4 separate regions of the Homo sapiens genome follow, and regions 1, 2 and 4 are each linked to region 3. A link is a contact called in ENCODE Hi-C data. All regions are on one chromosome and are shown on one strand. The core of a region is the stretch at or near the end of the contact, and the rest is flanking DNA. Distances in the headings are between cores, read along the strand shown. Region 1 holds the start of TAOK3 (TAO kinase 3). Region 2 holds the start of RFC5 (replication factor C subunit 5). Region 3 holds the start of RNFT2 (ring finger protein, transmembrane 2). Region 4 holds the start of PEBP1 (phosphatidylethanolamine binding protein 1).

What was found. A loop is a pair of places that touch in the nucleus more often than their neighbours do. Pooled maps may share reads with other maps.
Region 1: a map of CD4-positive, alpha-beta T cell shows a loop between it and region 3 (13-fold over the local background). The contact joins the promoter of TAOK3 here to the promoter of RNFT2 in region 3. A Hi-C loop is called at or near these places in 6 of 168 maps with a recorded cell type or tissue (CD4-positive, alpha-beta T cell, CD4-positive, alpha-beta memory T cell, CD8-positive, alpha-beta T cell and 2 more), 1 of 37 single-sample maps with no recorded cell type and 13 of 50 pooled maps.
Region 2: a loop to region 3 is called in a map of CD8-positive, alpha-beta T cell, with 19 times the contacts of the local background. The contact joins the promoter of RFC5 here to the promoter of RNFT2 in region 3. A Hi-C loop is called at or near these places in 5 of 168 maps with a recorded cell type or tissue (CD4-positive, alpha-beta T cell, CD8-positive, alpha-beta T cell, naive thymus-derived CD4-positive, alpha-beta T cell and 1 more) and 11 of 50 pooled maps.
Region 4: a loop to region 3 is called in a map of naive thymus-derived CD4-positive, alpha-beta T cell, with 6 times the contacts of the local background. The contact joins the promoter of PEBP1 here to the promoter of RNFT2 in region 3. A Hi-C loop is called at or near these places in 1 of 168 maps with a recorded cell type or tissue (naive thymus-derived CD4-positive, alpha-beta T cell), 2 of 37 single-sample maps with no recorded cell type and 8 of 50 pooled maps.

The regions. Positions count from the first base shown.
Region 1 is chr12:118,371,561-118,374,260 of GRCh38, forward strand. It overlaps TAOK3 (TAO kinase 3), which reads right to left and starts at 1,347. Exons shown (of 21, transcript NM_016281.4): 1 at 1,088-1,347. RefSeq lists silencers at 187-276, 377-436, 1,221-1,470 and an enhancer at 1,791-1,840.
Region 2 is chr12:118,015,423-118,018,193 of GRCh38, forward strand. It overlaps RFC5 (replication factor C subunit 5), which reads left to right and starts at 1,281. Exons shown (of 11, transcript NM_007370.7): 1 at 1,281-1,470. The coding sequence starts at 1,406. RefSeq lists an enhancer at 989-1,158 and a silencer at 1,523-1,572.
Region 3 is chr12:116,736,944-116,739,647 of GRCh38, forward strand. RNFT2 (ring finger protein, transmembrane 2) reads left to right here and starts at 1,372. Exons shown (of 11, transcript NM_001382266.1): 1 at 1,372-1,427. It overlaps SPRING1 (SREBF pathway regulator in golgi 1), which reads right to left and starts at 1,126. Exons shown (of 5, transcript NM_024738.4): 1 at 847-1,126. The coding sequence starts at 957. RefSeq lists enhancers at 1-626, 1,395-1,654 and silencers at 815-864, 945-1,204.
Region 4 is chr12:118,134,770-118,137,485 of GRCh38, forward strand. PEBP1 (phosphatidylethanolamine binding protein 1) reads left to right here and starts at 1,355. Exons shown (of 4, transcript NM_002567.4): 1 at 1,355-1,575. The coding sequence starts at 1,441. It overlaps LOC101928274 (a long non-coding RNA gene), which reads right to left and starts at 1,223. Exons shown (of 4, transcript XR_945409.4): 1 at 1,088-1,223. RefSeq lists an enhancer at 1,150-1,650 and a silencer at 1,643-1,732.

The DNA.
Region 1 (2,700 bases), core at 97-2,596, 1.6 Mb after region 3:
CCCTCAGGGAGGTCGCTGATGCCAGACCCTGGGAGCACCTCCCCGCTCCACTCGTCTGCGCTGCAGCCGGTTCCTATTTGCCCGACGCCGCGACTGCGACCCAGGCTCCCCGCCGCAGCCGTTCTTGGGGGGGCTCCCGCAACTCAGCGGGCGCGACCCCCCGCCCGCTCCCTCGCTGCTCACGCCGGGCCCCCGCTATGTGACTGGGGGCCCGACCCGCACCCATGGGGCACCGCTCCTCCCTCGGGGTCCGCGCCTGCACCCGACGCTCAAAGCCCCTCTCGGAGTCCCACGCTCGCATGCGCTGTCCCGAGCCCTCTGGGGGTCCCCTCCTCTCACCCCGCTGTCCTGGCCCCTCTCGGGGTCACCCTGCTCCCACCCGCTGTCCCGGCCTCTCTCTAGGTGTCCTGCTCTCAGCCCCGCTGTCTCAGCCCAGCCCCCTTCCGGGACCCCTCCTCTTCTCCCACTGTCTTGGCCCTTCCTGGGGTCTTCTCACACTCTGTTCTAAGCCCTCTGGGGATCCCCTGTCTTCACATCCCCTGACCGGTCCCCTCTCTTTACTCTGTCCTGGATTCTCTCTGGGTCCCCTCCCCTCACCTCGGGGTCTCCTCTCCCCGGGTGCTGTCCCAGCCCCTCTCGGGGTCCCCATCTCTCAGACTCTCAGTGCCGGCCCCTCTCGGGGACCCTTCCCCTCTCCCCGCTGTCCCTGACCTTTTCTGGGACCTGGTCCTTCAGGGGACCCCCTCCCCTCATCCCCCTATCCTAGTGCCTCATGAGGCACCCACCCCTCACCCCACTACCCCAGCCCCTCTCCGGGTCCCTTCCTCTCACGCGCACTGTCCCGGCCCCTCTTGGAGACCCCTCCCCTCAGACTTTCAGTCTTGGACCCTCTCGGAGTCCTCTCCACTCAGAGCCACTGCCTCGGTCCCTCTCGGAGTCCCCTCTCCTCACCCGCTGTCCCGGTCCCTCCCGGGGTCTCCTCTCCACAGTCTGCACTGTCGAGCCCGCTCCCGCAACTCCCCTCACTCTGCCTGGGGTCCCGCCGCCTCGGCTCCCACTGTCATGCCCCGCGCCCCGGTGCTCTCACCTCAGACCTGCTGTCACCACCCCCGGGCCCGGCGCCGCCGCCGCCGCTTCCTCTCCCACACTTGTTCCTGAGTCGCTCTCCTGTGGCTTGTTCCCCGGCGGATCCTTGGGTCCGGTCGCTGAGTGCCGGATCCGGCTGTGCGCAGCCTCTGCTCGCGGTCTCGGCGTTGCGTCCCACTCTCCACGCAGGACCCCGCCGCCCGGCGCCACAAGGACCCTCCCGCGGCCGCCGCCGCTGCTGCTGTCCGAGGTGCGGCTCCTGCCAGGGGTGGCCAATCGCACCGGACTGCGCCGAGCACGCCCCGCCCCACCGTCTCAGTCCGCCCGCCCCCTGCCCCGGACCACGCCCCAAGCTCGGCTCCAATAGGCTCTCTACTGACCTTCCCTGATCGCGGGGCACAGGGCCGGGGCCGTATATAGGTATTTGATTGATGGAGCCTGGGAAGCCGAGCGGTCGATGGAACCCGAGGATTGGCGGAGTTGTCGATGGGCGGGACAGGGCAGGGCGGGGTCTCCTCAGACGCGGAAGACCTTGCAACTTTAGTAACCTACGGGCCCGCCTGGGGTGCGGTCAGTCTTGTTTGTGCTGCTCTCCGGTCAAAGTTCATGGCGCTTCTCCCCACGCCTTTACTTTTCTTGGGAGATTCCCAGGGACCACCATGTTAGAGCCTTTGGGGAGGACCCCAGTCTCTCGCTAGACCTTGCACAGCTTTCTTAGTAATTCTGCCATGAACTAATATAGCATTAATTTGCCCAGGATTTGTAAAAATTTCCTGGATTTAAACCATTTCTTTTTAAAATCTCTTGCAAGGGAGTTGCCTCTCCTTGAATTGAGTTCAGCAGCCGTCAGTTTGATACCGTTGGGGGAAAAAAAATCTATATACAGTACTAGGTGCATACTTTGCCCAACTAAGCGTTCAATGCGGGGCACATTTTGATAGGTGCAAGGACAAAGCTTTAGAAATTTTCAGTTTGTAGGTTTTTATGACAGTAGGAAGACTGTGGTAGGGGAACCCTATTATTAGCTTAACAAGGTTTCAGCAAAGCTATTCAATATAACCTTTTTCCAGGGCCACAGGTTTTAATGATTCTATGTGAACGTGTGGCCAAAGGATAACGAGCTTTGACCCAGGTTTAACATGTGATAATCAGAGACTCCTCTTGATCCACGCTAAAGGATAGTGCCTGCCAGGGGTGAAAGTGCATCATGCTACTAAGACCCATTTGTGTTATTTTTGTGAAACTGGATATGCTGATCAAATCAACACCGGAAACAGAAAACTGCTTTCCTTACTCTTAACGCCAAAAGTAAGTTTATGGACTTTAGAATTTAGCATTTTATGAAGAAATTGTCTCAGGAACACATTTTGATCCTAAGTTTTGTCAGATGTATACAGGCCTTAGTTCTCAGAGAACCCTCGATTGTTAACTTTTTAACTCCAGCTGACAAAATGTGTTTGTGTTCTAAACAGTATACATGTTTCTTCTAGTGTTTTAAGAATCATACGCCATTCATCACCTGAGGTCAAGGGTTCCAGACCTGCCTGGCCAACATGGTGAAATCCCGTCTGTACGAAAAATACAAAAATTAGCCGGGCATGGTGGCACCCACCT
Region 2 (2,771 bases), core at 31-2,530, 1.3 Mb after region 3:
GGGGTCCCCAGGCAGGGGCTAGGGTGAAGCCATAACTGCCATCACATACTTGCCACTGTCCCTCTGCTGTGTTCCTGAAGCAGGTGACAGTGATGTAATCCTATGCAAAGAGTATTGCTACCTCCTAATCAGAACACTGCTGACCCCAGGCCAGCCTCAAAAATCCTCCAGGATTTTTGTCTTCCTCATCATGTTAAAAGAAAAAAAAAAAGAAAAGACTTCAATATGGATGCTTTGCATGCTCATTGCTGGAAAATACAGACCAGGCCAGGCGCAGTGGCTCACGCCTGTAATCCCAGCACTTTGGGAGGCTGAGGCGGGTGGATCACTTGAGGTCAGGAATTCGAGACCAGCCTATCCAACATGGCAAAATCCCATCTCTACTAAAAATACAAAAATTAGCCAGGCGTGGTGGCGCGCGCCTGTAATCCCAGCTTCTCCGGAGGTTGAGGCAGAGAATCGCTTGAACCCGGGAGGCAGAGGTTGCAGTGAGCCGAGATAGCGCCACTGCACTCCAGCCTGGGTGACAGAGCAAGACACCAAAAAAAAGAAAAGAAAATACAGACCAACAAAAAAGAAGAAAATAAAAGTGATCTAGAATTCTCCTCGCCTCAGGAAAAAAACCTAAAATGTTGATATCGATTCTCCTCAGTATCTCAGATCACAAGGACCTTGTCCTCTGTGTTCATGAACTAGACCTTCCAGCGACACAGATTAACCCAACTGGAAGTTTCTGTTTGTTTTTCTCTGGAGTCGTTTTCTGGAGGTTGGTTCCCTAAACTTTTTGGGCGAGGGGCACGGATTCCGGAGATAGGTAGGTTGCAGTTGTGTTTGTTTGGGGTTGTTTTCATTTCCAAATATTCACCTCCCAGCTTGGGGGCCGAGAGGTATCTCAAGCCTTCTTTCGCAAAGGCATCTATATTCAAGACCCAGCCGTTTTACTCGGTGTTGTTTTTTTTCTTAGATTTTTTTTTTTTTTTTTGAGCCCCGGCAGCTTTTGTTCCTTTGAATTTAAGTGTTTGAAGCTTGGCGATGGCAGGAATTGGCTTTGGCCTTGAGATCTTAATATGTAATGATGACTGGGGCTGCAGGGGGCCCTGCCTCTCCCGCTGCCCTGCTCTGGAAGCGCCTGGGTATCTGAGAGTTCAGAGCAGGCTGGAGGGGCGGAGCTTGGAGGGACGCTGGCGGCCCGCGCCTCCGGTAACCTAGCAACCGACGCCCTAGCAACGCGAGGGGGCGGGACCGAGGGAGGAAGTCGGAAACTGGTGGCCGCGTCTCGCGAGAGTTGCTTTTGCGCGCGAACTGTAAGTGCCAGGGTCTCAGGGTCAGGTCGCGGCTGGTCACTGTGCAGGCGCTTGGGTGACGCGACGATCTCAGCGGATCTGGTCACCTTCGTCTCCCCGCCATGGAGACCTCAGCACTCAAGCAGCAGGAGCAGCCCGCGGCGACCAAGATCAGGAACCTGCCCTGGTAGGAGGAGGCCGAGCGGCGGCGGTGGGCAGAGGGGGCCAGGCGGCCGCGCGGGGAGGAGGTGGCTGGGGTGGCAGGTGACCGGACCCCAACCCGACCTCTTCCCGTCGTCTCCAGGCCTGCAGCCGGGACCGACCTGCAGAGGTTTCCCCCGACACCCCCCAGCTACCCAGACTCGTCCGTTCTGTTTAGGGCTTTTGCCAGTTCTCACCCTTTCACCCCCAGCTCCATTTGCCGAAGAAGAAGGCGGCTTTCGCACCTGGTGACAGCACAGGGGTTCGATCCCGCGTCTCCTGACGCCTGCAATGGCCTCCATGCCAAAATGCCCTCTTCCCACTCTTCAAAACCTGCGATGCGACTATTGGTCACATTTTAAACTAGTAATAACGCTCCCTGGTCAACTTTTATTGAATGGCATATTATTAGATTAGCAGACGCCCTGTTAGATGTTCGATCCTTACAAAGACCGTAGGAGGTAGGCACCGCTTCAAATTTTACACAGGAGGAAACTGCATTTTAGAAAGATGTAATGACTTCCCTATGGTCCAAGGGAGAAAATTGGCTTGGAGGTGAATCTAGGAAGTCTGAATTCAGATCTTGTACTCTTAACCATCCTACTTAAACAGCTATGTTCTCGCAATGCTTCCAAGACTTTGAAGCAATTTGGCTTGGCTTCGAAAAGCTGCAAGTTGTCATTGTCTAGTAACTAGTTCAATTTGTCTTTATTGTGGTTAAAAAAAACCCAGAAGATTGACAGTTGTAACTATTTTATGTATTTACGTATTTTTTTTTTTTAGAGACAGGGTCTCGCTCTGTCGCCCATGCTGGAGCGCAGTGGTGTGATCACAGCTCAGTGTAACCTCAAACATTGGGGTTCAAGCCATTCTCCTGCCTCAGCCTCCGAAGAACTGGGACTTTTAGAGGCGAGCTACCAAGCCCATCCTGTAACCATTTTAAAATGTACAATTCAGTGGCATTAAGTACATTCAGAATGCAGTGTACTGTTGTGGAGTCTTCCCGCTATCTAGTTCCAAAATTTCATCACCCCAAATGGAAATCCTTTACCCATTGACAGTTACTCCCCATTCTCCCCTTCCTCTAGCCCCTGGCAACCACTAATCTGCTTTCTATCTATGGATTTGCCTATTCTGGACATTTCATGTAAGTGGAATCCTACACTATGTGGCCTTTTGTGTCTGGTTTCTTTCACTCAGGATCATGTTTTCAAGGTTCATGCATGTTGCTGCTTGTATCAGTAGTTAATTTCTTGTTATGGCTGAATCATATTCCATTGTATGGAC
Region 3 (2,704 bases), core at 122-2,621:
AGGGCTGGCCGACCCTCGCCACCTATGTCTTGGTTTCCCCCACTGTAATACTGGGAACCCCACTTCTCCCAGGCCTGCTGCGAAGATGAAGCCAGCAAATGCACGCCCTCTCTTAGCTCTGGACCGGGCAGGTGAAAAGCAGGGAGGTGTTCATAAAAGCAGTCCCCACCGCTGAAGGGTCCTCAACTCGGGGTTCTAGTCCCAGCTCTGCCCTGGCCTAGCAACCCCTTCCCGCTGCAGGGACCAAGGCGGTGGGCAGGTCCCTCACCCGTGCTGAGACCGGGACAGGAATGCGCACCTCTCCCCACCCTCGGACGCCCCGGCGGCGCCGCTGCAGAAGTCGGGAGGTCGGACAAACGCGAGGAGTAAGGAAAAAGAGGAGGAAGGGAAGGAAGGAGGAAGAACGAAGTGAGGAAAGAGGATGTCAGGGAAGAAAGGGAGTAAAGGAAGAAGGAAGGGAGAGGGGGACAGAAAGGAGGAGGACGGAAGGAGGAAGGGAAGGAAGAAAGACGGAAGGGAAGGGAGAGGAAAAAGGGGAGGAAAGAAGAAAGGGAAGGGGGAGGAAGGAAAGGGGGAGGAAGGAAGGAGGAGGAAGGTGAGGAAGGTAAGGAAGGAAGGGAGGCAGGGAGAGGGGAAGGAAGGAGGAAGATAAGGAAGGAGGGGAGGTAGGAAGAAGGGAAGGAAGGAGGAAGGAAGGGAAGGGGAGAAAGAAAGGAAGGGAAGGGGTAGGAAGACAGGGAGGAAGGAAAAAAGGAGGAAGGTAACGAAGGAAGGAAGGAGAAAGTAAAGTAAGGGGGAGGAAGGAAGGAAGAAGGGAAGGGGAGGAGGGGAAGGGCGGCCACTGACCTGCTTGAAGGTGCTGCTGAGGAAGTAGACGAGCGACAGCCCGAAGACCAGGGCGAGCACCCACCTCTTCCGCAGAAGCCGGCGCCACACCATGGCCGCCAGGTTCACCATCCCGGCGCGGACGTGGGGCGCGGCGGCCGGGGCGCGGAACGCGGCAGGCCCGGGTCCCGGGCGGCATGGCCCCTACGCGCCCGGCAGCCCCATCCCTCCAGGCAGGCGCCGGCCCCGCCGCCCGCAGCCCAGTCTGCTCCCGGCAGCCTTGGGCGCAGCCCCACGTGACCCCGCCCTACGCCCCGCCTCCGCTCCGCAGCGACAAGGGCTAGTCGCGCAAGATCTTCTCACCATTGGTCCCTAAGGAACGGCGGCCTCCTATTGGTTAAGTGCCGGGAAAGGGGGCGGACAATCGCGTGAGTGCTGCGGGCGTAGCTGTGCCCGGGTCCTAGCGCCGGACCCGGCGACGCCAAGAAACCACCCAATAGGAGGCCGGAAGCATCGGAAGTCACATGCTGCCCAGGCTGCGCGGGTGATTGGCTTGGCTGGACCTGAATGATGCGGCTGTGATTGCTGAATTGTCTGGGCAGGTAAAAAGAGAACGCGATTTTTTTTTCTTTTCTCCCATCATGGTCTGTGTAGTCTCCTGCCCTTGCAGTCCCAGAGCGTTTTGCGCTGTGTGTTGGTTGCAGGGATGAAAAGCGCTCGCGACGTTGTTCCCGAAGTGCACCTGCCGGCTTCCAGTCCAAGTGATGCAGGCGATGCTCCTCTGAGTGCATTTCGGTGCAGTCCTGTAACGGGCCCCAGGGGCGCAACTTGAACCATCGCAAGCATCGAAAAGTCTCGGTGCGGTCCTTCAAAGGGACATAGTGGGATGTACAGAGCAGAGGATTAAAAAGCGTTTCATTCATTCAGATGCATCCCGCGTGCAAAAATTTATTCCAGAATTATGTACGGCCTGCTTCCGACAAAGAATCCGAAGCCTCTTCCAATACAAGCATCCGAAAGTAGAGTTTCGAGCATTCGATTTAGGAGTTAAATGTGTGGATGAGAACTTTGGAATATGAATTTTATTTTCCCCCAAGGATTTGCAATGTGGGATAATGGAGGGAGGGGCGAGAGGAGGATTAAGTTGAGATTGCAAATTCTTGAAAAATATTTATATAATGACCTTTTCTTGATATATGAAGATGCTGCTGCTGACCGGTTTGTTACCTAATTTTTCAAAAGAGAAAGGAGGCTTCACTGGCGGGTCATTTTTAATCAGTGGCCCTAGTGACACCATTGCTGCCCCCTCAAGAAGCCTGGTCAGGATTAGGAAGTCATTCAACAGCCAATAATCGTGCCCTAAACTGAAGTCAGACACCATCTGACTGATATAGACACCCTATATCCACAATATTGGCTCTGCCTCCAGAGACAAGAAGATATTCACGGAGGCTAAACCTTTTCATGGGAAGTAGATGGCCCTTATTACCTTGCTAGGGTGAAAGGTGGGACAGGGAGCAAGGGATCTAGAAAAGGGGAACTGGGAGACCCATAGATGTTTTATTCATTGAGTAAATACTTGTTGAGCGCCACTCTGTGCCAAACAGTGTCCTGGATGCTGAGGCAGAGGGGTGATCCAAGTAGACAGGATCCCTACTTTCAGGAATGGCATTTATATTCTAATGGGGAGGACAAATCATAAATAAATAAGCAAACATGAACAAATAAGTGCTATGAATAATATAAAACAGGGCAATATTACGGGGAGTCAGGAGAATGAGAAGAGAAGGCCTCTGGGAAGAGACGACATTTGCCCTGCGGGACCAAGCCCTGCCACATTTAGAGGAGAAAGTATTCCAAGGGGAGGGCACAGCAAGTG
Region 4 (2,716 bases), core at 105-2,604, 1.4 Mb after region 3:
TAGTGCTTATCATATTCAGCAAAAAGCAAGCAGCTTGTGGTCACAGTAAGAGCAGTTTTGGTATGAATAAATATGGTTTAAAATTGTTTTTCAAAAAACAAACATAAAAAACCAAAACCCAAACATTTCTCAGGAATTTTGTGAGGACGAATTTTGTGTGTGGAGAAAACGGACAAATACATTTCCCCATATATTTAAATGCTCAAAAGTTCACTCAGGTGCTCTCACCAGGCAATTACTATGACAAGTGATCACGTGCGAAAATACAGAGAATCTGGCTCGTTTTAAAGTGCAGGAGAAAAGCAAGGCCTTACTGTTTCTGAATTTGCTGTGTGTGTGTGTGTGTGTGTGTGTGTGTGTGTGTGTGTGTATGAGAAGATGGGATCTGGCTCTGAAGCGCAGACAGGAGTGCAGTGGCAAGATCGTAGCTCACCGCGGCCTCAAACTCCTAGATTCAAGAAGTGATCGGCCGGGCGTGGTGGTTCACGCCTGTAATCCCAGCACTTTGAGAGGCCGAGGTCAGGAGATCAAGATCATCGTGGCTAACACGGTGAAATCCCGTCTCTACTAAAAATACAAAAAATTAGCCGGGCGTGGTGGCGGGCGCCTGTAGTCACAGCTACTCGGGAGGCTGAAGCAGGAGAATGGCGTGAACCCGGGAGGCGCAGCTTGCAGTGAGCCGAGATCACGCCACTGCACTCCAGCCTGGTCAACACAGAGAGACTCCGTCTCAAAAAAAAAAAAAAAAAAAAGTGATCCTCCCGCCCCAGCCTCCGGAGTAGCTAGGACTACAAGCATGCACCACTGTGTCTGGCTTTTTTCTTTTTTTCTTTTTTTTTAAGTTTTCTGTAAAGACGGGGTCTTGCTACCTTGTCCAGGATGGTCTCAAACTCCTGGGCTCAAGCGATCTTCCTGCTTTGGCCTCCCAAAGTGCTGGGAATACAGGCATGAGCCACCGCGACAGGCCATGTTGCTGAATTTGGAAAGTGGAGCAAAGAATCATGCAAAAAATTAAGAAAACCAAAACGCAACCAAGGCGAATTCAATTGCATTTTTTTTTCCCAGCGACACTTTCTGAGACACGAACCTCTCTCTTCGGCGAACCTATTCCAGGGCGCCCTTCATTTTCATTTCTTGAAACAACAGCCTTGCAGGCCGAGCCGCTGTTCCCGAGAACTCGGCAGCCACAGGGAGCAGGTTGCATGGACCCAGGAGCGCGAGAGGCCCTGCTCTGCCAGCTTCGGCCAATCAGAGGCCAGGGAGCGGTGGGCGTGACGTGGGGCGGTGCGCGGGGCTGGGCGGCGGCTGAGGCGCGTGCTCTCGCGTGGTCGCTGGGTCTGCGTCTTCCCGAGCCAGTGTGCTGAGCTCTCCGCGTCGCCTCTGTCGCCCGCGCCTGGCCTACCGCGGCACTCCCGGCTGCACGCTCTGCTTGGCCTCGCCATGCCGGTGGACCTCAGCAAGTGGTCCGGGCCCTTGAGCCTGCAAGAAGTGGACGAGCAGCCGCAGCACCCGCTGCATGTCACCTACGCCGGGGCGGCGGTGGACGAGCTGGGCAAAGTGCTGACGCCCACCCAGGTACACCGGGCGGCGGGCGTGCAGCGAGCGGCACGGCGCGGAGGCCTGTGCCGGCCTCCTGGGTGGGACCCAGCGGAGACAGGGCCAGGGGCGGTGGGGAGGTTCAGCCTGCGTGTGTCGAGGCCCCCCCAGGCCAGAGGTCCCGGGGTCCATGTCCCATGCCTGGGGGCCACCCCGAGCACCGGGAACCCGGCCTGTGGCGTGGCCAGGCAGGTTCGGCCTGCGGCAGAAATTCATTCACTTTTCCCGGGCTTCAGACCCAAGAGGGACCTAGGTTCGGAAACAGGCCGGATCCCCCTCTCCCCCCACAGGCCAGGGCGCTGGAGAGGGACGTCGCCGGGACAGAGTAGGCTGTGGCTGCCCGGACGCCCCCAGAGCTTCCCCTAGGGCCTCAGCATTTTAGGCCTGGTTTTGGAGGGCTGAAGCCTCACCCGAGAGCCTGTGACGCATTATGTAACTGGCGATGAGCGCGCCGGCCGATTTCTCCTTTGTTAAATGGGTCGAGAGCGTCCAGCCGGTACGCTGGAGGGCAACGGTTTAGTTTTGGTCTTTGACCTCCCACGCCCACGGCTGGGGCTGCCGAAAGTGAAGAAACTAGATTTGCAGACGCCACTGCTAGTTGGTTATGAAGCTCCGGGCAACAGCGTAAAATAAACTGCCCCGACCTTACATTGTTTTGGATGTTCACAGAATTTAATTTTTTTGGATGTTTAAATATGTAGTGCCCATCTAACACAGCCTCCCTTTTCCTGCTCCCTGCCCGCCTCTCATCACCTTGGCTTTCTCCTTTTCTTTGCACTTTGAAACGTACAGTTAATGCAGATTTCACTTCAGCAGGCTCCAGGTAACCTCCTGATCACCAAATCCAGAAACGCTGTGATTCCGGACAGACAATGTAAGGGTGTCGTTGAGAGGGGACTCAGTGCCAGGGTTGGAATCCCAGCCTTATCTGTTTCTCTTAATAGTGTGCTGGGATACTAGCCCCATGGTGTTGTTGGGACTGAAATAATATACAGCCTGGGCAACATAGCAAGACCCCAACTCTACAAAAAAAAATTGGCCAGGTGTGATGGTGTGAGCATGTAGTTCCCAGCTGCTCAGGAGGCTGAGGTGGGAGGATCGATCGATTGAGCGCTGGAGG